2 separate regions of the Homo sapiens genome follow, and region 2 is linked to region 1. A link is an interaction called in ENCODE POLR2A ChIA-PET data of the cell type or tissue named here. Cell type or tissue: MCF 10A. All regions are shown on one strand. Links, peaks and the distances in the headings refer to the core of each region. The heading gives the core; the rest is flanking DNA. Region 1 holds the start of LOC105371543 (a long non-coding RNA gene). Region 2 holds the start of MIR548H3 (microRNA 548h-3).

Evidence for each region. Peaks named below come from ENCODE experiments on the same cell type or tissue, not always from the same donor. Only the 100,000 strongest peaks of a DNase experiment are listed, where the experiment ranks them.
Region 2: POLR2A ChIA-PET joins it to region 1 with 6 read pairs; 1 of 35 experiments calls an interaction of 5 or more read pairs at or near these places.

The regions. Positions count from the first base shown.
Region 1 is chr17:13,386,983-13,403,679 of GRCh38, forward strand. LOC105371543 (a long non-coding RNA gene) reads right to left here and starts at 84. Exons shown (of 5, transcript XR_934238.3): 1 at 1-84. In MCF 10A, for the core only: no CTCF peak of the experiment used is centred there; DNase peaks (open chromatin) are centred at 7,489, 8,539 and 9,149.
Region 2 is chr17:13,533,877-13,550,573 of GRCh38, forward strand. The region is part of intron 1 of HS3ST3A1 (heparan sulfate-glucosamine 3-sulfotransferase 3A1); the gene reads right to left. It overlaps MIR548H3 (microRNA 548h-3), which reads right to left and starts at 9,770; the gene lies at 9,653-9,770. In MCF 10A, for the core only: no CTCF peak of the experiment used is centred there; DNase peaks (open chromatin) are centred at 7,325 and 10,665.

The sequences.
Region 1 (16,697 bases), core at 2,883-10,882:
CAGGCGGAAAAGACGGTGGAGGCAACGGAGCTTCCACACCCTCTCCAGGGGTGCCACTCTCCCAGCTCCTCCACATGGCCACCAACTCGGAAGCTCTCCAAAGCCCTTCAGTTACTGGTTTCTTGTGGAGGCATTATGACGTAGGCAGGACCAATTGTTAACTCGGTTTCCAGCCTGTCTTCCCTTCTTGGATGATGAAGAATGCGTCTGAAAATTCCAAGTTTCTAATCAAAGTTTGGTCTTTCTGGTGACCTGACCCCATCTTGAGGCTACTGAGGAACCCAGCAAGCATCACCTCATTAGAACAAAAGATACTGCTGTCACTCAAGGAACTGCGAGGGATTTAGGAGTTACGTGTGAGAAACCGTGATCAAAGACCAAGTATTAGAACAAAAGATGCTCCTACCATCACTTAGGAAATTACAAGTCTCTGGGGAGCTCTGTGCCGGGAACTAGGGACAGAAGCCAATGTATATTTCTCATGATATCACAATGTCACACTCTTGTTTACTGCCAGCTCTCTAGCAGAACACATATTGCCCTAAAGTAGCTTATAATTTCCATCCCATTGCTACTCTATACTTTTGGAAAATGCTCTCTAAATAGCTTCGTCTTGGTTTTTGCTTTTTTGATAAGTTGTCAAGACTAGATTAATATCTAAATTAATTTTTTTTTTGAGATGGAGTTTCACTCTTGTTGCCCAGGCTGAAGTGCAATGGCACGATTCTCAGCTCACTGCAAACTCTGCCTCCCAGGTTGAAGCGATTCTCCTGCCTCAGCCTCCCAAGTAGCTGGGATTAAAGGCCCCTGCCACTAGGCCCAGCTAATTTTTTTTGTATTTTTAGTAGAGACGGGATTTCACTGTGTTGGCCAGTTGGTCTCCATCTCCTGATCTCGTGATCCTCCCGTCTTGGCCTCCCAAAGTGATGGGATTACATGAGCCACCGCGCCCGGCCTCTAAATTAAATTTTTATAATTAACATTATGTTTTAAAGTTCACAGGGAGAATTGAAAAGCTTATTATACAAAGAAAACTATCTAGTAAGTTATTTTCAAAGGAAATAAGAACCAGGGAGGGTTGAGACTGCTGTCCTTCAAGATTAATTGCTAAAAGATATTGGAGAAATCCATACAGACTTTTGAGAGGAAAATTTGGGAACCCTCAAATTCCTGGACAAAATGTCATACATGTGTGAAGATAATGGAAAGAATTCCAGATATGCAAATTTCATAAAGTATACAATCCACATACTTATCCTGAAAAATGTCTTCCAAAGATGAACTCGAATGTCATAAGAAACTAACAATTTTGGAAAACTCAGGCTCAGTAAAGAGGAAGTAGAATAAAAAGTTTAGAATAGAAATTTGACATTGTTTAAATACATAATTTGGTTTCACAAACTTACAGTTACAAAGAACTATGAAAATACCATAGTTCATTCAGAAAGAAAAGATAATGCTTTCAAATGAGAATTATAGTAATCAGCAACCTCTGAAATCTCATACATAAAATGGGAAGTGAAAAAAAAAATGAAATTTTCTAGTTTTCTTTCCTGAATTGCAGAGACTATTTTATACTTGAGATAGACCATTAAAGAGCTAAAGAATGCATTAAAAAATTAAACTGTAATTAAATTAAAAATAGAGTTTATATCTTAAAATTCCATAGAGAAAATAAATAAATATACATAATCTATATAACAAAAGATAGTAAAAGAAAAACAATGTACAAGCATATATTAAAAAAAATAAAGCAAGATGGCATGTGGAGAGCAAATGTAAATTAGAAACTGGTTAAACATAAAACGACAAAGACCATCAACTTGTATTACAAAACAGAAGGCAACTATATTCTGCATCCAAGAGCACACTGAAAACAGAGGAATCTAGAAAACTTCACATTCAAAGGGTGTGAAAACATGTCAATGAACTCAAGTTAAAAGAAACCAAGAATCAGCTGGGCACAGTGGCTCACACCTGTAATCCCAGCACTTTGGGAGGCCTAGGTGGGTGGATTGCCTGAGGTCAGGAGTTCGAGACCAGCCTGGCCAATATGGTGTAACCCTGTCTCTACTAAAAATACAAAAATTAGCCGGGCATGGTGGTGGGCACCTGTAATCCCAGCTACTCGGGAGGCTGAGGCAGGAGAATCACTTGAACCCGGGAGGCAGAGGTTGCAGTGAGCCAAGATCATGCCACTGCACTCCAGCCTGGGTGACAGAGCAAGACTCCCTTTCAAAAAAAAAATATTTAATACTTCATGTTTTATTAAGATCAGAAGGCAATGGGACATCCTTAAAGTGCTTTTAGAAAGAATTCTATGTGCATAAACCATGTATGTCAAAAAGAATAGTGAAATAAAGATATTTCAGATAAATAAAAAACAGGAAATTTGTTACAAAAGACCTGAACTACAATATATAATAAAATATACTCTTTGGACTGAAGGGAAATGGTACCGGATGCTAAATTGCATATACAGGAAGGCAAAAAAAGCACCATCAATAGTAAGTATGTAGGGAAATGAAAGGTGACTGACTATGGTATGTAGAAGTAAAGTATTTGGCACTGGCACAAAAGAAGCAAGAAATGGAATTACACTCTGGTAAGGTTCTCCTTACATAGTATGTGAAATGGTATATTAATTATAAGTAAACTGTGATAGGTTAAGAAAGCATATTGTAATCCCCCAAAGCCCAGTAAAGATAAAATAATAAAGACAGAAATCAGTAAAATGAAAAATAATGTAGAAAATCAACAGGTTAATACTTGGTTTTTTGAAAGGATTAAATAAAATTGACATAGTCCCTAGGAAGACTAATCAAGAAAAAGAAGACACAACACAAATAACCAATTTCAGAAATAATAGAGCTGATACACATCCTATAGACATTAAAAAAGAGACGAGAGGGATATTATGAACAACTTTTCACTAACAAATATGATAACATACATAAAAAGGACAAATTCCTTTAAAAATGCAATGTATCAAAACTGACTCAGGAAGTAACAGAAAATTAGAATAGCTTAACTCTATTAAAGGTATTTAATTCATAATCAAATAGTTTTCCCCAAAAAAACTCCAATTGTATGAAACATTTAAGGAAAAAATAATACCAATCTTATATTAGCTCTCTAAAAAATATTGGAGGAAGAAATGCTTTCCAGTTTGATGAGTCCAGCGTGATGCATATCCCAAAACTAAGTAGACATTATATTGACCCATACGACTTAATAAACGTAAAAACGATCAGCAAATAAAATCCAGCAATATATAAAAAGGATGATAATATCAAGTGGGTTTGCTCTAGGAATGCATGGCCAGTTTAACATCTGAACCTGTTTGGAATTTTGTGGCTCTTTTGTTAAATTTTGTTAATTTCTTGTTTTATTGTATTGTAACCACATAAGGTAGCCTGTATATACTTTTCCTTGTAGAAATCACTGACAATTTTTTGTATTGTAGATTATAACCAATTTTCAAAATCATCCCTGGGGTTTTGTAAAGAATATCTATTCCCTGTTGGTTAAAAAGCTTGACATATCTAGTAAATCAACCTTATTTCTTTTATTATCCAATTAAGCATGTTATGTCTACTTGACCAAATGTGGTGTGTTAAAACCATCAACATTCATATTTCTGTTAATGCCATCGTCTACACTTAACAAGAGTTTTTACTTTATAAATTGTGAGGACATTTAATTTGATGGATAAAATTACATGCCAATTATATCTTTATTTCAATGGATAATTATTGTCAAACTGAAACAATTTATTTCCTTTTTAATGCATTTTCTCTGCATTTCATGTTTTTTGTTGTGTAATGGCAATATTGTCACTTTGTTATCCTTTTTACTCAAAATTATGTAATACGCTATAACCTTTTTTTTTTTTTCCCCCAAAGTCTCCCTCTGTCTCCAGGCTGGAGTGCAGTGGTGCCATCTCGGCTCACTGCAACCTCCGCTTCCTGGATTCAAGCTATTCTCCTGCCTCAGCCTCCTGAGTAGCTGGGACTACAGGCGCGTGCCACCACGCCCAGCTAATTTTTGAATTTGTATTTATTTATTTATTTATTTATTTTGAGACGGAGTTTCACTCTTCTTTCCCAAGCTGGAGGGCAATGGCGAGATCTCTGCTCACGGCAACCTCCACCTCCTTGGTTCAAGTGATTCTCCTGTCTCAGCCTCCTGAGTAGCTGGGAGTACAGGCATGCACCACCATGACCGGCTAATTTTTTTTTTTTTTTTTTTTTGTATTTTTAGTAGAGACGGGGTTTCTCCATGTTGGTCAGGCAGGTCTTGAACTCCCAATCTCAGGTGATCCGCCCACCTTGGCCTCCCAAAGTGCTGGGATTACAGGTGTGAGCCACCGTGCCTGGCCTATCACCCATTTATATACATATAGTGATACTTTGGGGTGGAATTCTTACATTCATCACACACCTGAAATTCTTAAAATTAATTTGTGTGCTTGCAATTAAATTTTTTTATTTTGAAATAATTTTAAATTAACAGTAGAATACAAAGAAATTACAGAGGGTTCCCCTACACTCTTTAAACAACTCCTAATATTAACATCTTATAGAACCACAGTTGCTACACAGATTTTGCTAGTTTTTTCACTAATGTCATTTTCCTTTTCTGGATCCAATCCAGGGCACTATATTGTACTGTTAATCATGTCTTTTTGCTCTCCTCTAATCTGTGACAGTTTCTTCATCTTTCCTTGTTTTTCATGACTCTAGCACTTTTGAACGGTACTGTTAGGGTCTTTTGTAAACATATTCCTCAATTTAAGTTTGCTTCATGCTTTCTCATAATTAGACTGTGGTTATAGATTTTTGTGGGAAAATATTACAGAGGATGTACCTGCTCATCACATCGTATCAGGAAATACATAGTATCAACATGACTTATCACCACTGATATTAATGTTGATCATTTGCTTCAGGTGGTGTCTGCCAAGTTTCTTCACTACAAAATCATTATTTTTCCTCTCCATGTACTACTTGTTGGAAGCAGTCGCTAAGTGTAGCTCAAATTCAAGGAGAGGGGAATTAAGTCCTACCTCCTGGAGGGAGGAGTACCAAGGAATTTGCAGACGTATGTTAAAACCACACAGGAATTAATAAATACGATGGGGAGAACTCTGAGCCTATGAAAACTTCCTGTTTAAAATATCCTTGAAGTTTCACCCACTAATTTTAGCATTCATTGATGGATCTTGCCAGCAGCCGTTATTACTTTGGTATTCTAATAGTGATATTTTAATTCCCTTATTCCTTCTCCACTTAGTAATTGGAATTTTTCTGCAAGGAATATTTGTCCCTCCTTCAGTTATTCATTCATTAAATCATTTGTTTATACCAGTAGGAATTTGTGGATGTTTGTTTTATTCTTTGGGTTATAATTCAACACTAAATATTATCACTTATTCTGTTGCTCAACTCAGTTGAGCTTGGCCATTGGGAGCTCTTTTGGGTTACCTCTTGTAGCCTTTTGACATGCCCTCATCCTTTTTTCTTCTTCTCCTTCTTCTGCTTTTTTAATACGCTTTTCTTTCTGACACTAGAAGATCCCCCAGGCTCATCTTGTATTTTCTCTGCCCTGGCCTTAACCTTATAATTTATTAGCTATTTCTTTAGAGAGCCCTGTTTCCTTTTATTGGAGAATAGTATTTAAAAACTAAGATCAAGGTGCTGGATGTGCTCATTGCCACTGCGGTGTTACTTTTAGGGAGCGCTCAGTATGCAATATGTGTATGTGTGTTAACTCATGTCTACTGTACAAACATTTCTATATTTCGGTATCTATCTGCTTATCCATATATCAAATATGCATAAATTCATACTGGAAGCTCTGACTTTTATCCAGCACCAAAAGGAAACTTCTAGCCTTCCCTCCTTCCTTATTTCTAATTTCTTTCTCTGATAGCGAGAAGCTGATTCCCCTTAACTACATTGCTCATTTATTTCTTTGGCTGTAGCGCACTTGTAGTTTCAGAATTGCTCACTCTTACCCATGTGCAAAATGACTTTGTTAATATTTGTGTATCCTTCATTTTCCTTAAAGCAACCTATCAAAACTCTCTTCTCCAATTTCCTTAACCCATCACCTTTTCCTCCCCACTCTGCTTGTGTTTTTGCGAAGGATTGAAACACGAAAACTCTGTGGTCTTTTCTCACTCTTTTCTGGAGTTCTAACAGAAGAAAAGAATTCTGATACTAGCCTGATTTTTACTTCCTTGAGTTTGGATTTTTTTGCTACCTGGACATATTTATAGCAAATTCCTTAAACTCTAAAATATAATCAACATAAGTTTGGATTTTAGTCTTGTTTCTTAAGAATTAACATGATGTCTTTCTTTGATTTAGGAAAAATTTTACTTTTTCATTTGAGGCGAACATGAAAACTCTCTACATGTGAAATGCCTGCATGCCTGGGCAGGCTCTGGGATGAGGAAGGTGGTTTCCTCTTAAGAGATGAATACAGGCCGGGCGCGGTGGTTCACGCCTGTAAACCCAGCACTTTGGGAGCCCGAGGCGGGCAGATCACCTAAGGTCAGGAGTTCGAGACTAGCCTGACCAACATGGCGAAACCCTGTCTCTACTAAAAATACAAAAATTAGGTCGTGGTGGTGGGCGCCTGTAATCTCAACTACTCAGGAGGCTGAGGCAGGAGAATTGCTTGAATCTGGGAGGCAGAGGTTGCAGTGAGCTGAGATCACACTATTGCACTCCAGCCTGGCGACAGAGCGAAACTCCGTCTCAAAAAAAAAAAAAAAAAAGGAAAGAAAAGAAATGAATACAAAGACTGGGAGAGAAGCATATTTTCCATATTTTGTCCTTAGCCCCAGTAAGTTTTCAAGTGGGTCCTCAACAACAGCCATTCCTTCTGAAAACCCTGATGAAGGCAAAGGAGCCACCGCTGACATCATCAAGGCTGAATTTACCCAAACTGGAGCTGATAACCGTGGCTAAAATTAGCGTGGCTGTGAATGAGACGCCACTTATGAAAGACAAAATCAGTAAGTGGCCCTCGAGCTAAGACTTCGTGGTTGGTATTTTGGTCTCATGATAACAGCTGATTCAACATCAGTATAAAACTTGGGTTGAGAATTGGTGAAGAGGCATGTATTTCCACTCCCACCAGACATTGTGGAGACACGGAGATGCTGGGGATTGGCCAGAATGGCCGTGTGTGTTAAGTGTGAGCTTGTGAGTAGATGCTTGGGTACTGCTGAGCCCCTGAGTGTCTGAATCCCCAGAACACACTCCTGAGGCCATCTCCCCATGTCCACTCCCAAGGTGCTGATCCAGTCCCCAAAGGTCAGGAAGCCACCTGCACTCCCAGCTTGGAAAGGAGAGTGATGCTGGCAGAAGACAATGAAGATTGGGAAGGGTTGGCTGGTTTCTATTCAGTTACATGTTGCAAGATCACTCTGGAAGGGAGGCGAGTACATGAGTAAGAGTGAGTAGGAGTCTTTGTTATGTACATGGTGTAATATTTGCTCCACAACCTCAGAACAGATAGATCATTCGCGACTCCTCCAGTGTGGGAAGATCAGAGTATCAGAATCTCAGATTACTCAAAGCACATCTGGAAGGTTTTACTGCATGGGTCTATGACCCTGGCAGATGCCCTGTCTGGATTTGGGTCCTGGGTCTTCCTCTATGTGGTCTGGGCAGATCGGTCAGTTTCTTCAACCATAGAGTAGGGACAGTCATCTTTGTCCTGCCCACACAGGGATGTCCTGAGGCTCACACAATAGACAGAATGTGAGCATGTGTGAGGAAAGCTGGCACTGCAGACACAGCTGTCCACCATTGAGAGACAAGGTGAGGCAGCATCCAGGAAACAGCTCCGGACTCTGACACCAGCATGATTATCCCTGCTTTGGCCCTCAGCAGGTGTGAACTGGGAAAGTTGCTTAATCGCTGTGCCTCAGTTTCCTGGGAAAGGGACACTATCCATCCCTAAAATTTTATTGAGAACCTGGTACATGGAGGCCTAATTTCTCTGTGCCTGGCATATGGCAAGTGTAATTAAACAGGCCCTATTAACCTGGAGCTGTTAACCCGCCCTAGAAGGTTCCTGCATCTATTGAACAACCTGAACTTTCAGAAATTCCTAGATCTTTCCAAATTAATTGGAAGAAAGACACAGAACTGCCTTCTGGCCTCCTGTGAAATATATGTCTCCACAGAGTCCTCCTTATTTTCCATTTCTTAAGGCATTCCATGGCTTGCTTATCATGGATAGTGGGTTTTAAAACTAAAAGGGATATTTTGGTTCCTCCAACCCAAATCCATCCCTTTGTAGAGAAGGAAATTGAGTCAGAATGTTCAGACAACTTGACTACAGACATATAACTAAGTTTCATGCTGGAGCCAGGCTTTCTCACCCTGAGGCTAGTGTTCTTTCCGTTAAAGCTTAACATGTTTCAATGATATTCACAGGACTTAAGTGCCCTTAACATCTAGCAAAGACTGGACCGAACCCCCTTTCTCACGACTTGTGGAAAGTCCCTAAGGTTTCTGAGGATTTCCCAAGAGCTTGGATTCTTATTTCTCCGTGAATTGGCGTCCTCTATGAATGCGCTTCCCGTCTTGCATTGTGCTGACCTTATTCCATGCTGGGCTGACCTTTTCTGCTTCATTTCAGTTTCAAATTCAGTTTCTTTTCAGTCTCCAATTCAGCTGCACGCTCTCCTGTCTGACTTCTCTCTTTGCTCCAGGCCTTCCTCCTTCCTTTCCCATCCTCCTTTCATGATGCTTTGTGTGTTACCAGATACCAACCCTGGTCTTTCAGTCCCTCAAATTACTCTCAGACTAAGTTGTTGTGTGGCAGCCCTTTAAAAAAGGGTTCGGTTTAACAGGCATTAGTTAAGAAAAGCAAAAACAAACAAAATAATTCTCACTTTCTCATATGGAGCAATTCAACTGCTAAACGCAGTTCTGGGCCACCTCCCTTTGGCACTCTAGCTTAGAATTCACCACTTAATTAGATTAAGCTTACAGACCAAGAACTCTTTTTTGCTGTGTGATGCAATATGTCTACCACAGCCCCTGAATCATAATTTAGTTGTTTAGCAATTCTACCTGCAAGACAGTTTCTTAATAGTCCTGGTAGAAAGCCACCTGAGAAGACTGATTATCCTAACTTGAGACAAATGTTCATTCCTGGACTAAAATTTATGGCCAGAGGTGGGGTTTACTCTGCCCAGGCCAGTGCAGCAGGCCCAGGCCTGCAATGGTGGCACTCTGGTTTGCAATCATCCATCCTAGCCATGAGAAAGTGCTCCCTACTGGGAAGAGGACTTCTGGCATCAGAAGTGGGGAAGGAGTGCTGGACCAGTAAGAGTGATATCCATCTTGGACACGAACAATAAGGCTAGGGGTCGCTCTGACTAAGCCATTTTTCCACATCGCCACTGTGTTAATCTCCCCGAGTACTGCACTTCTGAATTTCTCCCATATTCAAAAACTTTCAAGACTTCCCTTTGCTCAGTGATAAATCTGGTTCATTGAGTTGAGGAGAATTATTCAAGGTCATCTACAACTTGCCTCCAGCTTACCTTTAATTTTAGATCCTGTATCTTCTTCTACCCTCTTTTTTTTTTTTTTTTTTTTTGAGCCGGACTCTTACTCTGTCGCTCAGGCTGGAGTGCAGTGGCGCGATCTTGGCTCACTGCAGCCTCTGCCTCCTGGGTTCCAGCGATTCTCCTGCCTCAGCCTCCCGAGTAGACTAGCTGGGATTACAGACCTGAGCCACCAAGCCCAGTTAATTTTTTTTTTTTTTGAGACGGAGTCTTGCCCTGTCGCCCAGGCTGGAGTGCAGTGGTGCGATCTCGGCTCACTGCAAGCTTTGCCTCCTGGGTTCATGCCATTCTTCTGCCTCGGCCTCCAGAGTAGCTGGGACTACAGGCGCCTGCCACCACACCCGGCTAATTTTTTGTATTTTTTAGTAGAGACAGGGTTTCACCACGTTAGCCAGGATGGTCTCGATCTGCTGACCTCGTGATCCGCCTGCCTCAGCCTCCCAAAGTGCTGGGATTACAGGTGTGAGCCACCGCCAGTTAATTTTTGTATTTGTAGTAAAGATGGGGTTTCACCATGTTGGCCAGGCTGGTCTCAAACTTCTGACCTCAGGTGATCCACCTGCCTTGGCCTCCCAAGATGCTGGGATTACAGGCGTGAGCCACCCCACCCGGCCTTTCTACCCTCTTTATAAAGCTTTTCCTTTGGACAGATTGGCCTGGTTGCTGTTCTACAAATATACTTTATGTGGTTCTGCACCCGGGTCATTACAGAAGCTATTGCACCTTTGTAAGGGCTGCCTTCCTTCACCCATCAAATCCTTACCATCCCAAGAAGCACTTTCAAAAACCCCTCTTTGTGAAGTCTCTCATGATCATTTACTTTTCACCATCCAGTAATAGACAGGAAATGGAAGATGGGATGTCTATGGACAGAGCTTCCTCCTCTCAATATAACAGCTTAAGAAGCATGATGTTTACATCTAAAGTTACTCACACTGTTACTCTTCAGCAAAACAAGAGTGTTGGACTCGATAATTGCAAGGTCCCACCTAACTCCAAGGGACTCCAAGGGATTGGCTAGGAGAGTTGCTTTCAGGAAGATATAAATAAACACCTGCCTCTCACAGTGTTCACTGCCCCCTCAAACAATAAATGGAAGACACAGTTTGAATATCAGCTTTTCTGCTTATATGGGGAGAATAGAAATAAAGTTCACTTTGATACATATCTGTTTTTCTCCGTCAAATTCATCAAATTTCAGAATTGCACTTGTTCATCCACTGACTTTCCTAAGGGTGGGATAGTAACAAATTCTGCCAAGAAAACAAGAAGCGAAGTATAATGAATAACAGAACCAGCTTAAAAATTTGCATCCAAGGTGATCTTTAAACTATGGTTTATTAAGCATAACATATGAATAATTTTCCAAGAAATGGGCCACACACAAAGGTATAATGAATATAATAATCTTCATTTCCAACATTTCATTTTGCAGCTCCATTTACTTGAAATGATCGGAGGCAAAAAATATTGTACAACATATTTCCTTTTCATGAACATACTTACACACTATGAGAGAATATGGGATCATTTCAGTTTGATGGTGGGAAAAAAGTAAGGAAACATGTAGTGTGGATTTCAGGCTCAATTCTGAGTATTGTGTTTTGTTCAGCAGTCAAATGAATTTCATATTATTTTGTCCCAAGTTATCTTGTCAGAAGGTATCACTCCCACTGAAGCATTGGGAAGTGTCACTCCACTGTCAACCTGTCTGACAATCATATTAGTAAACACTGGCGGCTTGATAGGTCATGCACTGCTCTGGAATACACTGAGAGTGTATTAACATATAGAGTATCACTTTGTCAAACCTGCTTGTTAATCTACATTTACAGATGTACAGTAGTTGATGGGGTTGAAATGCTTCCCTGGGCAGGTGCACAATGGCCCCAAACCAAAATAAGCAGCAGAAACAGTAAGCAAGTCTTGAGGTTGGAGTGGAAGTTATCTCCTTTATTTGATGAATTTCAATACCTGCAGACTGCTGACAAAGTCTGTATACTCAGGTTTTTCTAACAAATGGTTCTTCCAAAAGAGCTTAAGAACATCAAACAGACACCATTTTTCTTTCAATATAGTATAGAATGTGTATGAACTAGGAATCAGTACTTCCAGTGTATGCTACTTGTATGGCCTTTCACTAGCAAGGTTACTTAGGTGCTCAACCTCAGTTTTCTTATCTGTAAAAGGGGGATTCATCCATCTACCCATTTATCCATTCATGGACATCCTGCCTCCTGAGACTCACATGTTCCAGAGACGAAGAACTCTATGATCTTTATTTACTTTTTATCCTTTACTCTGTTCTTTCTCCCATGTAACCTGACCACCTTCCCATTTCTATCTATGTGCTAGGTCCTAAGTTCTCATGTGCTGTTGGTTACCTAGTAGGTTACCATCTCATATTTTTCCTTGCTGTCACCGTATTACCATCCCCCCTGCATTCCTGCCACTTAAAATCACAGACAGCAGCATTACACTGTCTATTATCATAAGAGCCAGCCCTCCCATGCCCTATAATTTTTCCAGGTCATTAAGTGGGGCCTCCTTACTTATGTAACATGTTTTCTGCTTTACCCAGACCTGTTGTCATTCACATTTACATTGGAAAAACATGTAAGTCCTACTGAAGAGGATGCAAGCACTGGCAACATAGGGAGAGAGATACCTCTGTGGGATCCAGGAGCATGTAAGCCTGGGGCTGAAACAGCACCCAAGAAAGAGACTGAACCACGGACAATGGCTGTTGTAAGAAATATCCGACCAGGGGAATGAGCAGAAAGAGAATGCCAGGTCATGGAAGCTAACATGAGAATAAGAGATATGCTGCTGATTGGATAAGTCAAAATACTCAGAGCTGATGAAAACGGTAATGGTGCTGCATTTATTGACATCTTACCGTGCCCCAGACCCTGTGCTAATTGCTTCTCATGCATTGTCTCATTTAATCCTCAAAATGACTCCAGGGTGATTATTACCCCCATTTTAGAGATGAGGAAACTTTGGCTCATGGTTAAATAATCTGACCACAGACGCACACACACTGCCAGTAAGTGGCAGACCCAGATTCAGATTCAAGCCAGACCTCAGGCCCTTAGCCACCACTTTTACAGTCTCTCCTCAGCCAAAAATCAAGAAAGAAAGGCCAGAGTTAGGAGTGGCTGGAAAAACAGTATTTCTACCCCATTCATGTTAGAAACTTACACTCTGCATTTTTGCAGGTTTACTTTATCTATCCAAAGAAATAATTTCTGCTTATCCCTTTTTTTCTTCCTCAGGCATAAGGTTAGAGGTATCAAGAGGCTTTGCATTATGAATAAGCAACACCCACACACAAGAATTGTAAGCAGTAAAGGCTGTCTTCTCTCACATAGCATGAAGTTTGGGGACAGGACAGTCTTGGGAATTTTATTATTATTTATTTATTTATTTATTTATTTATTTATTTATTTTTTGAGACAGAGTTTTGCTCTTGTCATTCAGGCTGGAGTGCAATGGCATGATCTTGGCTCACTGCAACCTCTGCCTCCCAGGTTCAAGCAATTCTCCTGCCTCAGCCTCCCGAGTAGCTGGGATTACAGGCGTCCACCATCATATCTGGCTAATTTTTGTATTTTTAGTAGAGACGGGATTTTGCAATGTTGGCTAGGCTGGTCTCAAATTCCTGACCTCAGGTGATCTGCCCAACTCAGCCTCCCAAAGTGCTGTGATTACAGGCGTGAGCCACCACGTGTGGCTGGTCTGGGGAATTTTAATTCAGCAACACGACTGTGCTCTATGTGCCTTTTACATTTTCACTCTGCCATCTTAGCCTTTTGGAGCTGTTGCCCCTCATGGTAACAAGATGGCTGCAGCACCTCCAGGCACCAAGCACAGACTACAGATGTTCAGTAAATAAATGGGGTATTTCTCCCATGCCTCTCTATTTGGTAGAAGAAAAGACCTTTACCAGAGCTTCTTTAAAAATCTCCCCTTGGGCTTTATGTCCATGGCCAAGCCTAATCACTGGCACAGAGGAGGGAATTGCTATAGGTAGCTTAGATCAATCGTGATTCACTCTCTACCCACATGGGATGGAAAAATCCAAAACAAAACTAAAGAGGAACATGATGAGAGCACATGGGGAAGTGAGGATGGGGGTGAGCAGGAAAGGAGGCTACTGAGTAAGCAAAAGATAGTGACTGCCATGCAGACTAAGGGAAAAGGAGATGGCTAGATGGCCTTGACTCCTTATTAATTTTCTCCCATAAAGCTAATTATGCAAATTGGGGATACACACACACACACACACACACACACGTAAAGAACCTCAAATAATCACAATGGGAACTAAATTCACAACACAAATGACTACCAAGTTTACTTAAGTGCTTAACCTCTGTTTTCTTGTCTATAAAATGGGGATTCATCCATCTACCCATTCATTCATTCATTCACGGACATTCCTTCATGGACTTCTACCAAATAGAGACGCATGGGAGAAATACTCCATTTATTTACTAAATATCTGTAGTCTGTGCTTGATGCCTGGAGGTACTGCAGTCATGCGTGACCTTCTATTTCTTCAGTGGGTATATATGGTTGTGAGTAGCCTCTGTGGACCCAGTAAGAACAAGGTGATGTTCAAACCCTTCAAGGTTGCTGTCTTATTCCCATGGAAGAGTTTCCTTATGTGTATCTTTTCACTAAACTGCTGCAAGAGGACACAAAAAGTAACAAGAAAACAGTAGTGGCCGGGCGCGGTGGCTCACGCCTGTAATCCCAGCACTTTGGGAGGCTGAGGAGGGCGGATCACGAGGTCAGGAGATCGAGACCATCCTGGCTAACACGGTGAAACCCCATCTCTACTAAAAATACAAAACAATTAGCCAGGCGTGGCGGCGGTCGCCTGTAGTCCCAGCTACTCAGGAGGCGGAGGCAGGAGAATGGCGTGAACCCGGGAGGCGGAGCTTGCAGTGAGCCGAGATGGCGCCACTGCACTCCAGCCTGGGAGACAGAGCAAGACTCTGTATCAAAAAAAAAAAAAAAATAAGTAAATAAAATAAAAAATAAAAAAAAGATCATCCTATCAGAATCACACCCACTTCCACCCACATTTTCGTCTTGATGAGGAGACCAAGCAACTCAAGTCTGTCTTATTTCTCATTTGCAGCACACTACAGGTTAGCTGCTATAAGTCATGGGTGTCGCTTGTCTAATAGCACTTGTATCTCTACATAGGAGACGGTGGGAAAGTTAATATCAAGGTGGCTTTTACGCATCTGAGATATATTTTGTGTACCAGAATGGTTCCAAAGAGAACCTTTTAGTTTTAGTGTGAACTGCATAATGATACACAGTCAACTGGGCCTCTGTCTGGTGACAGTCTTCAAAACCAAAACTAAATTTTCCCCATGGAAATATGTTTAGGAATAGAGGCCCACAGTGATATTTCTACTCCTAAGAGGAAATTGTTCACATCAGCAGAATATTAAGTTCATGTTAAAAATATAAATTCCTCTACTGTCTTTCTCTGTACTTAATTCTGACCACACGCTTCTCACTCGGGAAGACCAAGGTAATAACCAGCTCTCTAATGGGGTCACTCAAGGCTACACTTACCTTCTGCTCTTGAATCCTAGCTATCAGATCTTGGTCCTTTAGGAAGCCCTTTTAGGGCTTCTCACCTCAGATCTAATGCTTTTCACACAACATTTTTTTTTTTCCATCTGTACTGATACATACTAGAGGACAATCCAATGAAATAAAAATGTATTTATGTAGAAGTATGATGCATATAATAGTCTATGGTGGAATTTGAGCCAATTTTTTTGAGCTGAGCAGAATTCAGAAAAGGAGAAAAGATACAGAGAAACCATAAAGACTGGAAGAGTATGAGCAAAGAAGGTTGCACATGTCACTAGAATGGGTTGGAGGCCAGCAAGAATATCTGTATAGACAGCTTCCATTCAGAAACCCTGCCTCTGTGAGCTTGAAATTCTGGACTCCAAGGTAATTACCTGGGCTTTTGTTTCCTTTTTCCAGAGGTCCAGATTCCAGATGAGGGAAGAGTCGCCTCAAGTTCAAAGTACCCTGTTCTTAATGTTTCACATCTCTCAGTGAGATGTCAGATGAGTATACACATTCAATATGGCAGACATAGTTGGGAAGTATAGCACAGTCAACAAATTTGCCTGCAGCACATAGCCTGTGAACTGATTTGGACACAAATCCTTTGCCTCTGAATTTTTTTTTTTTTTTTTTTTTTTTTTTTTTTTTGAGACGGAGTCTCGCTCTGTCACCAGGCTGGAGTGCAGTGGCATGATCTTGGCTCACTGCAAACTCCGCTTCCCTGGTTGAAGCGATTCTCCTGCCTCAGCCTCCCCAGTAGCTGGGATTACAGGTGCGTGCCACCACGCCCAGCTAATTTTTTGTATTTTTAGTAGAGACGGGGTTTCACCATGTTGGTCAGACTGGTCTCGATCTCGTGACCTCGTGATCCGCCCGCCTTGGCCTCTCAAAGTGCTGGGATTACAGGCATGAGCCACCATGCCCGGCCCTGAATTTTTTTTTTTTTTTTTTTTAACTCTTCCTACTATACAAAGTTGTTTCCTGTATTCCAGGACCAAAAGAATTTGAAAGGAGAAGAAGTGAAGAACCAATGTCTATTCTAATAAAAAGTCCAAAATGCACCCCTCTTCCCTCACTTCCTCAAACCCTCATGAAATATAATAAGAACCAACAGAAACCAAGCTATCAACAGCGTGAGTTATCAAACTGTATAAAAAACCTGTGTTTACATTTGTTGCCATTTCGAGCCTTTCATACCCATAGTTCCGTAATGTAAATGTTACTTTATCTTACAGAACCCTTGATTCCTGGCTGAAAGCTGCTCTGTGAACATGAAGAGTCTCCTTTTTTGACCACCTTCCTTCTGGTACCCCAGAGAGTAAATGGTTCTTGTGACTTAGAAGCTGTTCCTCTTTGCCCAGACACTCAAATGTGCCTTTCCATGGGAGCAGAGACACTGAAATTGATGAAATTGACACTGAAATCTATGCGGATTCTGTTGTTTTTCTCTAGCTGAGAATGAATGAGTAATGAGTGAGTGAGCATT
Region 2 (16,697 bases), core at 6,662-14,661, 150 kb after region 1:
AAGAGCTTCTCTGAGAGCATTTTCACAGATGTCTCAGAGAAAGAGAGAGAAAGAAATTAGGATGAATTTAGTATTTTTAAGAAAACTAGCCAGAAATATCAATTTGGGTACTTTCGTTTGTCTCAATTCCATAGATCCCGAAGCAATCACAGGCATTAGAGTCTTGTTATGAAACCATAACCTGCAAGTTTTCTTCCCCTTGACTAGGTAGGTAGAAGAATGTGATAGGATGAATGCATGATGTGGACAGTCCAAATCCTGCTTGCTCTACTTAGTAGTAGCTGAGATAACTCAAGTCTTTGTTTCTATAAATGGCGTTAATGTCTAACTTACAGTGTTACTGAGAAAATTAAAGCAGATACATATTTAAGATGCTTGGAACAAGTACTCAAAAACGGAAAAGATTGCCATTAAACACACTCCTTGAAGATAGGATACCTTTTATTGTACTTTGCCTCCTTCAGGGCATTTGAACAGAGCAGACTCTCAACACATACAGTCAGTTCTTGTTATTCTAAGTAATTATGTTCTATAAAGTTGCTGCAGTCCAGGTGTGGTGGCTTACACCAGTAATCCCAGCACTTTGGGAGGTGGAGGGAGGTGGATTGCTTGAGCCCAGGAGTTTGAGACCAGCCTGGGTAACATGGTGAAACTTCATCTCTACAAAATCCAAAAAAAAAAAAAAAAAAAAAAAAAAAAAAGTTAGCCGGGCATGGTGGCATGCACCTGTAGTTCCAGCATCCTGGGAGAATGAGGTGGTAGGATTGCTGCAGCCCAGGGAGATCAAGGCTGCAGTGAGCCATGATGCTGCCACTGCCATCCAGCCTGGGCAACAGAGTGACACCCTGTCTCAAAAAAATAAATAATGGCAGGGTGCAGTGGCTCACACCTGTAATCCCAGCATTTTGTGAGGCCAAGGCAGGCAGATCACCTGAGGTTGGGAGTTCGTGACCAGCCTGACTAACATGGAGAAACCACGTCTCTACTAAAAATACAAAAATTAGCCAGGTGTGGTGGCGCATGCCTGTAATCCCAGCTACTAGGGAGGCTGAGGCAGGAGAATCACTTGAACCTGGGAGGCAGAGGTTGTGGTGAGCCGAGATTGTGCCATTGCACAACAGCTTGGGCAACAAGAGCAAAACTCCATCTCAAAAATAAATAAATAAATAAATAAATAAAATGAAACATTAATTAGTGAATACTGAACCAATGCTCCTAGAGGAAACATAGGGCTAGGTTCCTATGAGTTTCTGGTCACATTTTGTCAAATGCTCAAATCATAATCTTGTTTTATGTGTTTCTGTTTAAAGACACATTATTTAATATATAGTTGATGCATTAACACTAAACTCATGGCCAATAGTGCTATACCTTGTGCCTGAAGGGAGTTTGTTAACATATGTATTTTCCCTGCAAGGCACATCACAGCCTTCTTGTGCTTAGGAACACTAGATGGCAATTTGGCACTACACTTAGGGGCCGTTTTAAACAGTGAAATCAACAAAAAGCATGAAAGTGCAAAAACCAAGTCTCCAAATACATGCAAGAAAGCCAGGTTACAGTATGAGAGCTAAAACAAGAAGGGAGAGTGTTGTTTCATTCAACCTCAGCTGCAAACCTCAAGCAACTCAAATTTTTGGCAGCTCTGGGCATGCCCACAAATGACTGTGAAAGTGCTACAAGTCTTGATTCTGGAGTTACAAATAAATTTAGCAAGTAGGCAAATTTGCAGACACAAATCTGTGAATAGTGAGGATCAACTGCATTTGTTAAATGGATGTATAAAAAAAAAGAAATTAAAAACCCATGAAAATAGGCCAAATATATTGGGATGTCTGTTCTTCCAAATCAGCTTCTCCCTCTTAAAAAAAATCTTTCTTAAAAAAGTAAAAATATGTATAAGTCAGAAACACACCTGTTCATTGCAAAATGGCAAGTTGGTATCAAATGGCTTTTCCAATGCTGATGAATGGTTTCTAAGGTTTTACTGACCCATTGGCTACCCTCTGGGGTGTGAACAGGGAAAACTAGCAAATTCACAGAATTATACTAGATTCTTTCATTAAGATGAGAAACTGAAATATCAGCAAGGTTCTGGTGACTCCAGAACCTTCCCAAAATGACCTAGAGAACCACAGTTACTAATCTTGCAACTGCTGGACAGAGTTCTATTTCTCAGAACTTATAAGTCAAGTAATATGCTTGGGTTTAGCGATACTTTTATGGTTAAAATAAGAAAAGTTATACTTCATCCCATTCTCATTTGTCATCTCCCAGAAGTTCAACTTCAGAGCCCAAGCTTGAAAGAAGGCATTTTGGTTTCAAGGTCTCTTTTCAAAGAGATAAACCTGACAACTTTGCCTGCAATGTCAGTTCCAAGATAAATGAGCTTATGCTATTTTTTAAAATTTCTGTTTGGAGACAAAAAAAAAAATTAAGTTGTTTTAGAAGAAAGTCAAGGGCTAATTTATGGAATGGACTTGATTTTCTTTTATAGACGTGAGAAAATATACTCTTTGTTAATATAAGTTTTCTTTTGCTCTATAAGACAATGGACACAAGCTTTCTGCTCCCCATCTCCTGGGTACCCAAGAGAGTGGGTATTCCCCTCTGCACTGTCACATGGTTCCAAAAACAGGAAGGGGAAAGTTTTCTTGGAATTAAGATTCAAATTCCATAATACAGAGAAGATCCAACCTCACCATTAATGTTGCTAACTGACCACGCCCACGTTTAACACCCCTAGGGTGAAAGCTGCTGATCACTTCCAGTTGGCTTCTCTTAACACATGGAAACTGACAGTCCCAAATGAGAAGCTTCTTGTCACAAAATCATGGAGCCAGGTTAGGCTCTCTGGGCATGTAACCCATGCAGTCCCACAGAGTCCTGCACTCAAAAGATCACCATACTTAGAAGGGTTCTGCCTTTGGTTTAATGCACTGACACTGCAGTCTTAAAATTCTCATTTTTCTTTTTAACAAGGATCCCTACATTTTCTTACTGCCCTGGGCCCTGAAAATTATGAGCCTAGTCCTGCATGGAGCTAGTTAGTAGCTGAGGAGGATTGCACAGACTCCTTGTCCAATACTTCTCCCACCTATGCTAAGTGACCTGACGTAAGGTCTGCGAAGGACAGTACCTCCTCTGCAACTATGATAGCTCACATACGCAGACTTCTGTATGGTGTCAACTTTGTGCTTCAGAGCATCCATCCATCCATCCATCTGCCTAGGGCACGTCGTGAGCCAATCACTCATGCACTCCTAGCATCAAACACATTGGAATCATAGCCTGAGCTCTGCTAGGTAGAGGATCAGTTTATCTTTATTAAGAGAATGAGCTAACAGACAGGCAGGTTAGGAATACAATCTTTTCTTGGATAAATAGAGTGGACTTCATTCACTCCAGCTGCATCGTGTGGCATATTTTATGCATATGTATTTTTATAAAGCAACTAGAGAAATAAAGCAATCTTATATCATCTAAGAACAACAATCTGACTTTCTATTTGGCAGGCTGCCCTGCAATCCTTCCTTTCTCAGCTCCTCCATCTCTCTTCCAGGCTCCGGGGGCCGCCTCCCTCTTGTCCCCATTACTTTGCACAAAGGTGAATAAATCAACGTGAAGCTCTTATCATCTTATTTTCTCTCTGCTCCCTTCTATTCTGTCCTCCCAATCTTGAATGGTTTGAGAGAAATTAATGCCTGTGTCTCTGGCAAATGTATTGCGCCTATAATTCAGTTTTAAAACAAGCATACCAGCAGTGGCCAAACCTTGGGTAGAAGATTCATTTTTCACATGAGTAATTGGATCCTTCCATTCAATTTTCTTTCAAGTATTAAAGACAACTGATGCCTCACTGAAAACTCCTATAAAATTTCTACGAACACTTGTCAACTGAGGGTAGGGCTACCCTGGAGGGCAGGTGGTGGCACTGGCAAAGCATTTTCCTACAGTTCACAGGTAGAAGGTTATTCCAAGGTAGTAAAAGTAATAAGAAATCTTTATTTCATCAGCCTCCACTTTATGCCATCAATATTTCTGTAAGGTTAAAAACTCAGCTTTGGTGTTTTCTTAGGTGACAACATTATTGGATTTAACGGACTTGTTCAACTAATACAATAAACATTCTTTAGCGATTGCTTTACTGTGCCAGGGTTTCAAAAGATGCTTGTATTAAGAAACATCTATTTGGTCTGTCAGGGCTACATTTGTGTATTTTAAATGACACATCATCTCTATAGTGTTTTTTAATACAACAGAAATAATGTGTCTTACTACTTAATGGTTAAACATCCAGCAACTGCATTTTGCAGAATGAAATTCACCATGATATTGGATACTGGGATAAACCCTTTGTGTTTACAGATGGTTATTCTACTTTTTTTGCAGACAAATTTATTTCAGAATTGACTGAAATGGCTCAATTACTGACTGACTCCAAGCCATCCCGATTAGCCACAGAAGTGATCTGACCATTTTGCAAGTCATCAAGGTTGTCTGTTGCTATTTTCATAGTAGCACTTAGAAATTCTTAGAAATTCATTCCGCTTACCCCGGTTACCCAACAATTGTCTAATTTTTCACTTCTGATGCTTATCACTAACCCCTTCTCCCTGGGGTATTGAATTCTTTAGAAAGTAATTGTGGGCCACCTGTCCATGTCTTCTTCTGTAATGGGAAATGAAAACCGAATGCCAGCATAATACTCTGACCCACATTTCTGACCACTCCTGAAAGGTGAGAACATTAAGAGACTCAGGCAAGATCCCCCAACCACATCATCTGCTTGGAAGGAAAGGAAGACTGTGCAGCATCTACCAATGAGGAAGTCCCAGGTGTTTTGGTTTTGCTTTTCTTTTCAATCAAGATTTGGGGTAAAATCAGGGGACACGAAAGCAGGAGAGCCTATCTGGAGAAGGAAGAGGATCATGGAAGAGTCTATAAAACAAAATCTATCAGAAATCTCTTGGCCAACTAACTGTCATGTACTGCTGTTTAACAAAGCATCCTTAAACTTAATGCTTGCAACAATACAAAACATTTATTTGCTCATAATTCTGAAATTTAGAAAGGGCTCAGCTAAGTGATTCATCTGCTCCATGTGATATCAGCTACAGTCACTCATTTAGCTTTAGTTGACGGAGAGGTCAGCTGGGGCTAGAATGATATCGAGGTGGCTTCACTCACATATCTGGGTCCTCAGCTGTGGTGGCTGAAGATCTGGGAGCTGTCTGGGCCTCTCCTCAGCAGGGTTGTTGAATTCCTTATTTGGTGGCTCAGGGCTCCAAGGTGAGCCACAGCAGAAGCTGTCAGGGCTCTAAGTGGCTAAGCCTGGAGTTGGCACAACATTGCTGCTGCCACATTCTAGTAGCTGATGCAAATCCCAAGGCCAGCTCAAATCCAAGTGGAGTGAACATAATTAGATTCCATGATTCCGTATCTGGATGGGGTAAATGGAATGCACAAATATGGGTGGGAGAAATAGTTGGCATATCTATGGAGACAGTCAACCGTACTAGCTCCCAATGTTTTTCTCAACCCTAGCGTGGATGAGGGTACTAATGGTCAGCTCAGGGAGTTAGTGGTCACTCTCCATAATTTCACTTCACAGGTTAGAGACATTGGCAAAGAACATCTTTTTCTTTAAACATCACTGCGTGTTTGTTATTGGATTCTCATTTCAAATTGACTTGAGCTTCAGACCAGTTCTAGCACCATGAGTCAATTTGTAAGTCAAACAGGCAACTTGTTTAGGAATCAGAGCACATGATTCATATTCAAGCAATCAAGCACAAAGAAGACAAAACACCTTATTTATGCTGCCTTCCTCAATTCGAAAGAGACGTTAGCTTCCAATGTCACAGGAAAAGGAACATGTCAGTGAAATTTCCATAGACAATAGTATTAACACATGATTTGTCGTTGAGCTTCTAAGAGTCTGAAGGGTCCTCAGAAAAAAATTCTGATTTTGTATGATCTTTAACTTCTTTACTCATTTTAGAAGCTCACCACCAACCATGTAAGATGAGATTCCACCCATTTGCTCAAAATGTGTCACTAGAGCTACAAAGAGAGGGTGCTCCTGGGCACCCCAGTTTGGGCTTAGTTAGTAAATAAGCCTAAATCCCCTCTCTAAAACATGGTTTAGATTTGCAGATCAAGACTGATAGACTTCTCTTTTGTGTTCCAACAGAAAGTAGTCCCTTGGGATCCACCTTAGGTATAAATAAAACATATTTTTGTGAGTGAGAAAGTAAACGATTTCTTTCTAATTTCTGATTGACCTCTGATTCCTAGGCTTTTGTGACAGATCACAATGTCTTCAAGCAACAATCTATAATGTTCTAGTGTTATCTGTGTCACTGACCAGCAGCTTGACACTGGGCAGGGTGGTTTTTCCCTTTCTGAGTTCTTGCCAAAGGGTTCAGGGTTAAACATTAAAGGTGCATTAAAGCTCTAGTTAGTGGAAAGGGTTAAATATCATCATCAAATTTTACTCTTGCAAAATGTTTCACAGGTTCCAAAGCATTTTGTGTAATTGCCTCATTTGATATCAATTTCTAGGGTTCCTTCCATCTTCAACATTGTATGATTTGATGGACTAAAAATGCATGCTCAATTGATAAAATGTACCTTTTTCCAGTAGTTTAAATAGTCAAAGACTTTTAAGTGCTCCTGCTGTGGAGAAAGAAAAGTCTGTTTCTTTCATCTCTGCATTTACGTTGGAAGACCAGATATCACTTTCAAAATATTTTTTCAAAACTTAAGGAGAGGTGTGACTTACCACTTAATGATCAGCCTTTGCTCACACATTTCTGTGGTTCATTGAGCGAACTTCACTGTAGAACAAGAGTCTCCTAGAGAAAAAGCATTCAATCTATCTTCCTGGAAGATCTTGGCATTCATTCCCCTTAGGGGCTACCCAAAAGAGCAAAAGGGAAAGGCAGAAGGGATCTCTGGGACCTCACATCCTTATTTAAGCAGAGAAACTCCCCTTTTATCAGTGTTCATTTTCACTTCAGTGTAAAATTTCATTTGAACTAGGAGTTCTAAGGTCATCAAATATTTGAAAACTACTGCTTAAGGGAACACATGTGGATTTGTAAATCCTGCTAAATCTATTTATGTATTGTGATATAATTCTCCCTACTGATGCTGTAAAAAATTGTTTTAAACTGAAAGCTATGATATAAACTATTCCAACTGACCCCACATATCCCCAAAGGCCTCCTTTAAAGTTCTACTCTGTGGTTTGAATGAGTTTTTGAATGGATGCCAAAGATTTCCTATCTCCTCTGCTAAAGAGGCTAAGACTACAAAAGAAGCCAAGCCAGGGGGAAAGAAAAATTCCAGCCATAAAGTTTCAAAGAATTCTCAGATATTAATTCTGACCCAAGTGCCAGAGTGATTCACTGGCGGGTGATGCTGAGTAATCTTACTTTGGACTCTTAATCCATGTTCTATTAATGGATTTTAGCCACAGCTCAAAAGGTTAGGAATTAAAGACCCCATTTCCACCTCTTTTTATTAAATTATTCTAACCTCATCCTGGGTAATTCATCACTGTCTCACTCGCTCTTGGTACACACATTGGGAATGGAAGGGCCAGTTGATACAATCACCCTGTCCACCTTCCCAAACACATTCTAATAAAAAAAGAGCCCTAAGTCCAGTTTCTCTGAGATTTGAGAGGGTGGTTATTCCAATTTTACATTCAGTACTGCTGAAGAGTCAGTTCCTAGAGACTCTTGCTCCTTAAGGAGTCTCTTTCTTTAGTAGAATCATACCCTTTGCCTTAGTTTTGGTAATTTTCAATGTTGTTTAGGTTGAGCCTTTGAACATCGTGACCAGATGGTCATCTGTTGGCAGTTTCCATAGCATTCGTTCAGTGGGCACAAATCTTGAAGGCTACTTGAAGAAAGAGGATGAAGTTCAGATGGTTCACACACCTCCAGAAACCTCTTTCAACTGTGAACAATCTTGACTTGCTGTGGTTTCTGTACATGTAGTAAAGCATGTTGAAGGAATGGATGCCTTGACTTCATTGATACCTGGAATGGACGGAATTATATCCCCTCAAAATTGGTAAGTTGAAGCCTCAACTCTCAATGTGACTGTATTTGAAGATTAAAGGGCATTAAAGGAGGTTATTAAAGTTAAATGAGGGGTCGGGCACAGTGGTTCATGCCTGTAATCCCAGCAGTTTAGGAGGCCAAGGCAGGTGGATCACTTGAGGTTAGGAGTCTGAGACCAGTCTGGCCAGCATGGCAAAACTGCATCCCTATAAAAAATACAAAAATAGCTGGGCATGGTGGCGTGCACCTGCAGTCCCAGCTACTTGGGAGGCTGAGGCATGAGAATCACTTGAACTCGGGAGAGGTGGAGGTTGCAGTGAGCAGAGATTGCGCCACTGCCCTCCAGCCTGGGCAACAGAGCGAGACTCTGTTTCCAAAAAAAAAAAAAAAAAATGGTTAAGTGAGGTTGGAAGAGTAGATCCCTGATCCAACAGAATTGGTGTTCTTAAAGGAAGAGGAAGAGATACCAGGAGTATGTCTGCACAGAGGAAAGGTTGTGTGAAGACACAGAGAGAAGGTGGCCATGTGCAAGCCAAGGAGAGAGGTCGCGGGAGAGAACAACCCTACCCATCCTCAATCTCAGACTTCCAGCCTCCAGAATTGTGAGACAATAAACTGTTGTTTAGGTCCCCCAGCCTGTGGCACTTTGTTATGGTAGCCTGTGATATTTCGAAATATCACAGGCTACCATATTTTGATATTTGGTCTTCCTGTTTCCTGGCTCATCATTCCCAAAACCCTTGGAATCTAAAGCAATAAATTTCTTTGTGAATGTTAATGAGATGACTGGTGGCTGGGGGCTCCTGGATAGCCTCAGGATGGGGGATGGTTGCCAGGGGAATGTTGTAATTAGAGGGTTGAAACTTTCAGCTCCCCCACTACCACCACACACACACCTCTGGGGTGGAAAGAGGAGCTGAAGATTGAGTTCATCACCAATGGCCAGTGGTTTAATCAATCATGCCTATGTGATGAGACCTCTACAAGAACCCAAGACTGGGTTCTGACAGCTTCCAGAGAGCTGCACACACAGCAGTTCCTGGAGGTTGGTGCAACCAGGGATCTGGGAGCTCCAAACCCCTTCCTACATACCTCGCCCTATGCATCTCTTCTATCTGGCTGCTCCTCTGTATCCTTTGTAATATCCTTTGTAATAAGTGGGTCAACATAAGTGTTTCCCCGAGTTCTGTGAGCCACTCTAGCAAATTAAACAAATCTAATGAAGCGTTCATGGAAAACCCCAATTTATAGCCAGATAATCAATCAGAGGTATACTAATCGCAACAAGCATTTAAAGTGGGGGGCAGTCTTGTGAGACTGAGCCCTTAACCTATGATATCTGATGCTGTCTACAGGTTGATGGTGTCGGAACTGAATTGAATAAGACACCCAGATGATGTGTGCTGGAGAATGTAGTGTCAGAAGTGTTATATCGAGAGATGTGTGGAAGTAGAGAAAAAATATTTTTTTTTCTCTGACATAGCCCAAGCAGACTAATACAGTGCCACAACTTCAACATTTGGAATCAGTCTGAAGAAGAGAAGTTTCCAGAAGACATTATGGCTGTTTTTAAATATCTGAAGACAGTGACTACTTTTAGGTTGGTGCAAAAGTAATTGCAGTTTTTGCTATTACTTTCAATGACAAAAACCGCGATTACTTTTGCACCAACCTAATACATGCAGAATCAGATTTGTTCTCTGTGAATCTAGAAGGAAATCTAGAACTGGTTGGAAATGTTTTAAAAAATAAGGAATTTGTCTCAATGATAAAAAAGGAATTTTTAACTGTTAAAGCTTTTCAAAAGAAGAATGAGAATGAGCTACATAACAAAAGTGGGTAAGATCCCATCTCATAAATAACCATCGATCTGGATTCCGAAGCATCACAAAGAATGTTGGACTACCAGGACTCTATGATGACTTTTAAGTGGTAAAAGTAGGATTTTAAAACCCTCTCATCAAGGGTTACCACTAAGTAGCTCATTATCTTGGGCAAGTTGCCCAAAGTCTCTTCATCTCAGTTTCCAAAAATCTTTTTAAAAAGAAAGTACAGTTTTTGTGAAAATTGAAAAGAATATATTAGTAAAGCATCAAATAAATAGAAAACATTATCATCATCATCATGCCATTGGTGTCATCAAATGAAAATATTCCAAGAAAAGAAAAAATATATAATGCTTTCCATTCATATGATGAAAATATATACATTTTTTCTTACTTTGGGTTTGCTTTAAAAATATAAATATAACTGTGCTTCTCATGAAAAGGTAATCATATAAAACCATTAAAAACCCAAACCCTGGAAGTTTGCCTTACATCATAAGAAGAAGAGCAACAAAAAGCCTTAGTGAAACTGAACAGAGTGTTCTCTTTTCCCTGATGGGTGAGATGCGATCTGCACAAGCTGTGAGTGTAGAGAAACAAATGCTAGTCCTTCAGCTGTAGGGGTCTGGGACGACCTTCCTAACTAAGGCAAAACTGCCTTTTCTGTGAGTCACCCTTTGAAGGAAGGGCTCGCTGCCTGGGAGCAGTTTTACTGTTTCACATTTCTTTCATTCATCACTTTTCAGGCCCTGCGCCGTCTGGCACAGCCCCAGCCTCTTTGTGTGGATATCTGGCTCTCATTGCTGCAGAGAAGTGATGTCAGGAGGCTCTGACTCAGGTGAGCAATAAGGAGCAGATGGCGCCTCCACAAACCCAGAGCCTCTCCCCGCACCCTGCTCCTTGGAACAAGAGTAATTATTATAAATGGGATGGGTGGTGGGATAAGCAAAGATCCAAGTTTTCTAAGAGGATCTGCAAAGCTGAACCCTCCAGGAAAAAAAAAAAAGTGCAGCCACCAGCATGGACAACAGAAAGGAACCCTGATTGGAGATTGTTTAGGAACATGGTGCTCACTCAATTGGGCGTTGTGCTAATCTGATTAATGAAATGACGATGCTAAGCGGGGCGTTCAGCTTGCTGCATCCGTAGCTAAGGCAAGTTGGGCAATTCCCCCCAGAACATCAATTCTCAGCACCCTTGTCAGATAACTGTTTATGAAAAGATGAATGCACGTGGCAATCTCGGGTGAAGGAGGCTGATGCATGTGTTGTTAATGATTGAAATAATCAGTTTGGTAGTAACTGGCATGTGCGCTTGTCAAATGACAGGCTGGGGAGCATTAGCATTCCTCAGGCATGGACGCCTTTATCTTCAGGCTGGTGTCTGACAACTACCAAGATCACCCATGAATAAATATCGGGCCTTACCCAGACATAATTAAACTGCCAATGCAGATATACCTAAATAAAATTGATATCTTAATGACACCAGATAGTGTTCAAGTAATGAAAGCAGTGTGAGAGGGACCTGCACAATGAATGGAGACATCAGTGCTCATTCCACAGGGGACTCTTCCCCCAGTAACTCCTCACAGAGGTTGCTTCTCATCGTGGTGGAGTTTTATTTCTGGCCTTTTCTCTTCGATTGGCCTGCCTTCACCATCTGAGAAATCTTTCCTTCTTTCTCCCTAGCTATACCGGAGAGCTATGTATCTCTCTGCATGGAAGAGGTTTGTGTATCTTTTGTTACACTCCACTGGGCCACAGAGATTTTGGTTTTGTGACATCTGAAATAACCCCACTATGCTTAGGACACCAGTGTTTGCTGATCCTGGAGCTGCGGCTGCATCACCTCCTCCACGGAGTCCCGGGAGAAACCTCCGTTGCTCATGTCTGCATCACTCAGTACATCCAGCAAAATGCTAAAAAGCATCAGGTGGTAATCTCAGCATTTTCGGGGGCCGAGGCGCATGGATCACTTGAGGTCAGGAGTTCGAAACCAGCCTAGCTAACATGGTGAAACTTTCTCTAATAACAATACAAAAATTAGCCGGGTGTGGTGGTGCGCACCTATAGAGTCCCAGCTACTCAGGAGGCTGAGGCAGGAGAATCGCTTGAACCCAGGAAGCAGAGGCTGCGGTGAACCGAGATTGTGTCACTGCACTCCAGCCTGGGTGACAGAGCGAGTCTCCTTCTCAAAATAATTTAAAAAAAAGTACCAGGTGAATCTGATCTCCAGCCTCTTGCCAGCTCTGGGGGTCGTTTGAGAGAGAGAGTGCGTATGTGCATTTATCTGACTAATTTCCACCTGTCCGCCCTCTCTGACTTCATAAAATTGACTGTCTACCACGTGGACCAACTCCTCACCACTAAGATGCAAGCACTTTCATCTTATCTAGTCCTTTATCTTTATATGCCACTCCCAGGAAAAAATGAATCTGCCTCTGAAACCATTTCTACAACTCCTTATCATGTTTCTTTTTTCTTTTTCTTTCTTTCTTTTTTTTGACGGAGTCTCACTCTGTTGCTAGGCTGGAGTGCAGCGGCGTGATCTTGGCTCACTGCAATCTCTGCCTCCCAGGTTCAAGAGATTCTCCTGCCTCAGCCTCTCGAGAAGCTGAAATTACAAGTGCGTGTGCCACTACGCCCAGGTAATTTTTGTATTTTTAGTAGAGACAGGGTTTCACCATGTTGGCCAAGATGGTCTTGATCTCCGGACCTCGTGATCTACCCGCCTCGGCCTCCCAAAGTGTTGGGATTACAGGCGTGAGCCACTGCGCCCAGCCCATATTACGCTTCTTAATTGCCGTTATCTTGCAGTAGATTTTTCCTACTGATTTCCCTATGGAAATGGCACCCCCTCTTTCAGCCTCTCTCTTTAACTACCTCCTTTGACTAAAATGTGATTATTCATAGACTTAATTTGCTCACCTGAAAATCGCTGAAGTTGGACAAGATCATCATTTCTCAAACTGTGTCCTCTAGAACACCAACTTTTCGTAGTACAGTGCCAAGCAGCAGTTGTTCAATAAATATTTGTTGAATAAATGAAAATACTTGTGTCATGATAAAAGGGATTCTGGAGACAAGTGTAGGGAGAGCTGAGAAAAATGTGTTTAATCTTTACTCTAAAACTTTTCAGACCTTCCGATGGGCTACTAAGCAGTATAAAACTTCATATGGTATGCAACTTTTAGCAAACTTATTTAACCATGGAATTTCATGTTTTGCAGTTGCCTAGGAACCCGTCACAGAATATACATTAGATTTAATGATTACCAAATTTCTTTTGGCTATTAAATTCTATGACCACATGTCTTACACAGAGACCCATCCATCACTCCCATTCACCTCAAGGGAAGAAAATAAGTCTTCAACTTCATCCCTCCCCATAGCATCTAACACTATGTCTTTCCTTTTAAAGTCCTGTGATCATTAAAAAAAATTTGGTCTTTGTCCCCAGTTCCTGACACAGCTCCTAAAGCCCTTGGAATTTTGGGAGTAATAAGTGCCTTTTGCAAGTAAATGTGATGACTGATGGTTGGGGGGCCCCTAGATAGCTTCAGGGGAACGGGTTGCCAGAAAGACCAACGCACCATTAGGGAGTTGGAACTTTTAGCCTCACCCTACAACCTCCATGGAGGGGAGAAAGGGCTGGAATTGGAACTAATCAACAATGGCCAGTGATTTAGTTCATCATGTCTATGTAATGGAACTTCCATAAAAGCCCCTAAACAACCAGGGTTCAGAAAGCTTACGGAGGTGCTGGGAGGCTGTGCACCCAGAGAGGACATGGGAAGATCCATGCCCTTCCTCCACACCTTGCCCTAAGCATCTTTTCCATTTGGCTGTTCTTGAGTTGTATTCTTGACAATAAACTGGTTATAATAAGTACAGTCTTTTTTGAGTTCTGTGAGTTGTTCTGGCAAATTATTGAACCTAAGAAAGGGGTTATGAGAACCCTTGATATTTAGCCAGTCAGTCAGAAGTACAGGAGGCCTGGGACTTGGGATTAGCATCTGATATGGGGCAGCCTTGTGGGAGGGACTGAGCCCTTAACTCCAGGGATAGGATGCTAACTCCAGGTAGATAGTGTCAGAATTGAATTGAGTTGTTGAACACCTACTTGGTGTCTGGAGAGTTGGAGAATTGGTTGGTGTGAGCCAAAAAAAAAAAAAAAAAAACCACACGTTTGGCGTCAGGTATGGTGTTATTAAACACAGCACAGTAGTCCTGATTATTTAAATATACTAACCAAGTCTAAATTCTCACTTTCACACTCTCATGGTTTCCAGTAGCCATTTTCATTGTCTGATGACTTTGTATCTGTATTACTTCTCTAAATTGTTACAGTTACTTTGGGTAGCTATAACAAAATACCACAGACAAGATGGTTTATACAACAAATATGTATTTCTCCCAGTTCTGGAGGCTGGGAGGTCCAAGATCAAGGTGTAGGCAGATTCAGCATCTAGTGAGGGCTCTCTCCCTGCTTTGTAAATGGCCATATTCTGTGTCATTCTCACATGGAGGAGTCAGAGAAACCCCTGGTCTCTTCTTTTAATAAGGGCACTAATCCCGTCATAGCATCTCTACTCTCATCCTCTCACTTAAGCCTGATTATCTACTGAAAGTGCTATCTATACCAATACCACCCCATGGAAGATAAGGGCTTCAATGTATGAATTTTGCAGGAACATGTTTAGTCCATTATATCCACCATGTGTCTTAATATCTTAGATAGTGTTCAGATTAACAAACCGTCTCTAATCCTATCCCCCAGTCTACCATATTCTTAGACTTCACTGGCAGTCTCCACTCCACATGTTGAGAGGTGAAGCTGACTGGGCTTCTGGGTCGGGCGGGGACTTGGAGAACTTTTCTGTCTAGCTAAAGGATTGTAAACACACCAATCAGCACTCTGTCTAGCTAAAGGTTTTCAAACGCACCAATCATCACTCTGTAAAAACGCACCAATCAGCGTTCTTGTGTCTAGCTAAAGGTTTATAAACACACCAATCAGCACTCTGTAAAAAATGCACCAATCAGCGCTCTGTGTCTACCTAAAGGTTTGTAAATGCACCAATCAGCACTCTGTAAAAACACACCAATCAGCACTCTGTAAAATGGACCAATCAGTGCTCTGTAAAATGGACCAATCAGCAGGACATGGGCAGAGCCAAATAAGAACTAAAAACTGGCCACCCGAGCCCGCAGCAGCGATCTGCTCCGGTCCCTTGCCACACTGTGGAAGCTTTGTTCTTTTGCTTTTCACAATAAATCTTGCTGTTGCTCACGCTTTGGGTCCGCACTACCTTTATGAGCTATAACACTCACCACAAGGGTCTGCAGCTTCATTCCTGAAGTCAGCAAGATCACGAACCCACTGGGAGGAACAAACAACTCCGGACACGCTGGCTTTAAGAGCTGTAACCCTCACTGCGAAGGTCTGCGGCTTCACTCCTGAAATCAGCAAGACCACCAACCCACTGGAAAGAAGAAACTGCAGACACATCTGAACATCCGAAGGAACAAACTCTGGACACACCATCTTTAAGAACTGTAACACTCACTGTGAGAGTCCACAGCTTCATTCTTGAAGTCAGCAAGACCAAGAACCCACCGGAAGGAATAAATTCGGGACACAATGTCATCTACCCACAAAGGCTCATAGTTGTTATTGCATTGCACTGCTCAGCCTCTGAGCTCTCTTCCTTCCTTCTGTGTAAAAATTTCCTCTTGCCGCATTCCTTTGTTCCACCGCTGTTCGACAATCCTCTGACCTCAGGGCACTTTCCTGAACACTGATGACTTCCAAAGCACTAAGTCCACTCATCCTCTTCTGATGGTGGTTGCTCCCCACTCTACTGGGCTCCAGCACTGGACTATTGGACATCACCTAGCCAAGCCCCCTAAACCCCCATACAGACTTAACATGGTTCCATGCCGACTGTCACACAGGAAGCTCTTCAGCCACGTGCTTTGTTCCTTTTAGCGTCTAAGAAAATTATTGGGAAAAGTCACGAAACTAGTTTATTTTAGTTCGCCATAAAGAGTTGCCAATTCTCATAACTGAATTAGTTATTGTACCCTGAGGAACCTTGATTCATTTCTTATTGATAAACTTTCCTTTCCTGTAGACCCACTATCTCCAAAGTGCTGACAGGATACTGATAAATATTCTATGGAAAGAAGGTTCCATGGTCATATAGATATTGGGGGAATATAAGGCTAAATTTAAATAAACTTGTCTCATTTATTCTCAGAGCCTTAAAACACTAGCATGCATTGTGAATTTGCTAAATGTTGTATATGCAACACCACACAGCATATACAAGTTTATGTGATAACTGAATCCGTTTAGTAGTAGTAATCATTTTGTTTTGTTTTGTTTTGTTTTAATTTTTTAGAGTGCATGGACTAAATTTTGAATGACTTTAGTTTAAATTTTCTTTTCAGGACTCATGACAGAAAGGTTCACTGGCTGTTCACCCAGCCTATTCCCTCTTCTTCCTGAGAACACAGCTACACCTCATTTGCCAACCTCCCTTCCAGTATGGCATAAGGTGTGAATGACCTCTGGCCAAGGAAATTACAGTAGAGATGACGTGCATTGCTTCTTAGTCTGGTCTTTGGAAACCTCCCTCCACACACGCCCCCCATGTTCTTTTCTGGTTCTGGCTGCTGGAATGGAGCTGAGCCCCTGAGCGATCTTAGAAGCATGTGCTGTGTGAGGAGCCTGGGTCCCTGAATCACCACTTGGAGCTGAGTCACCTGACCAAGAACGCCTGCAT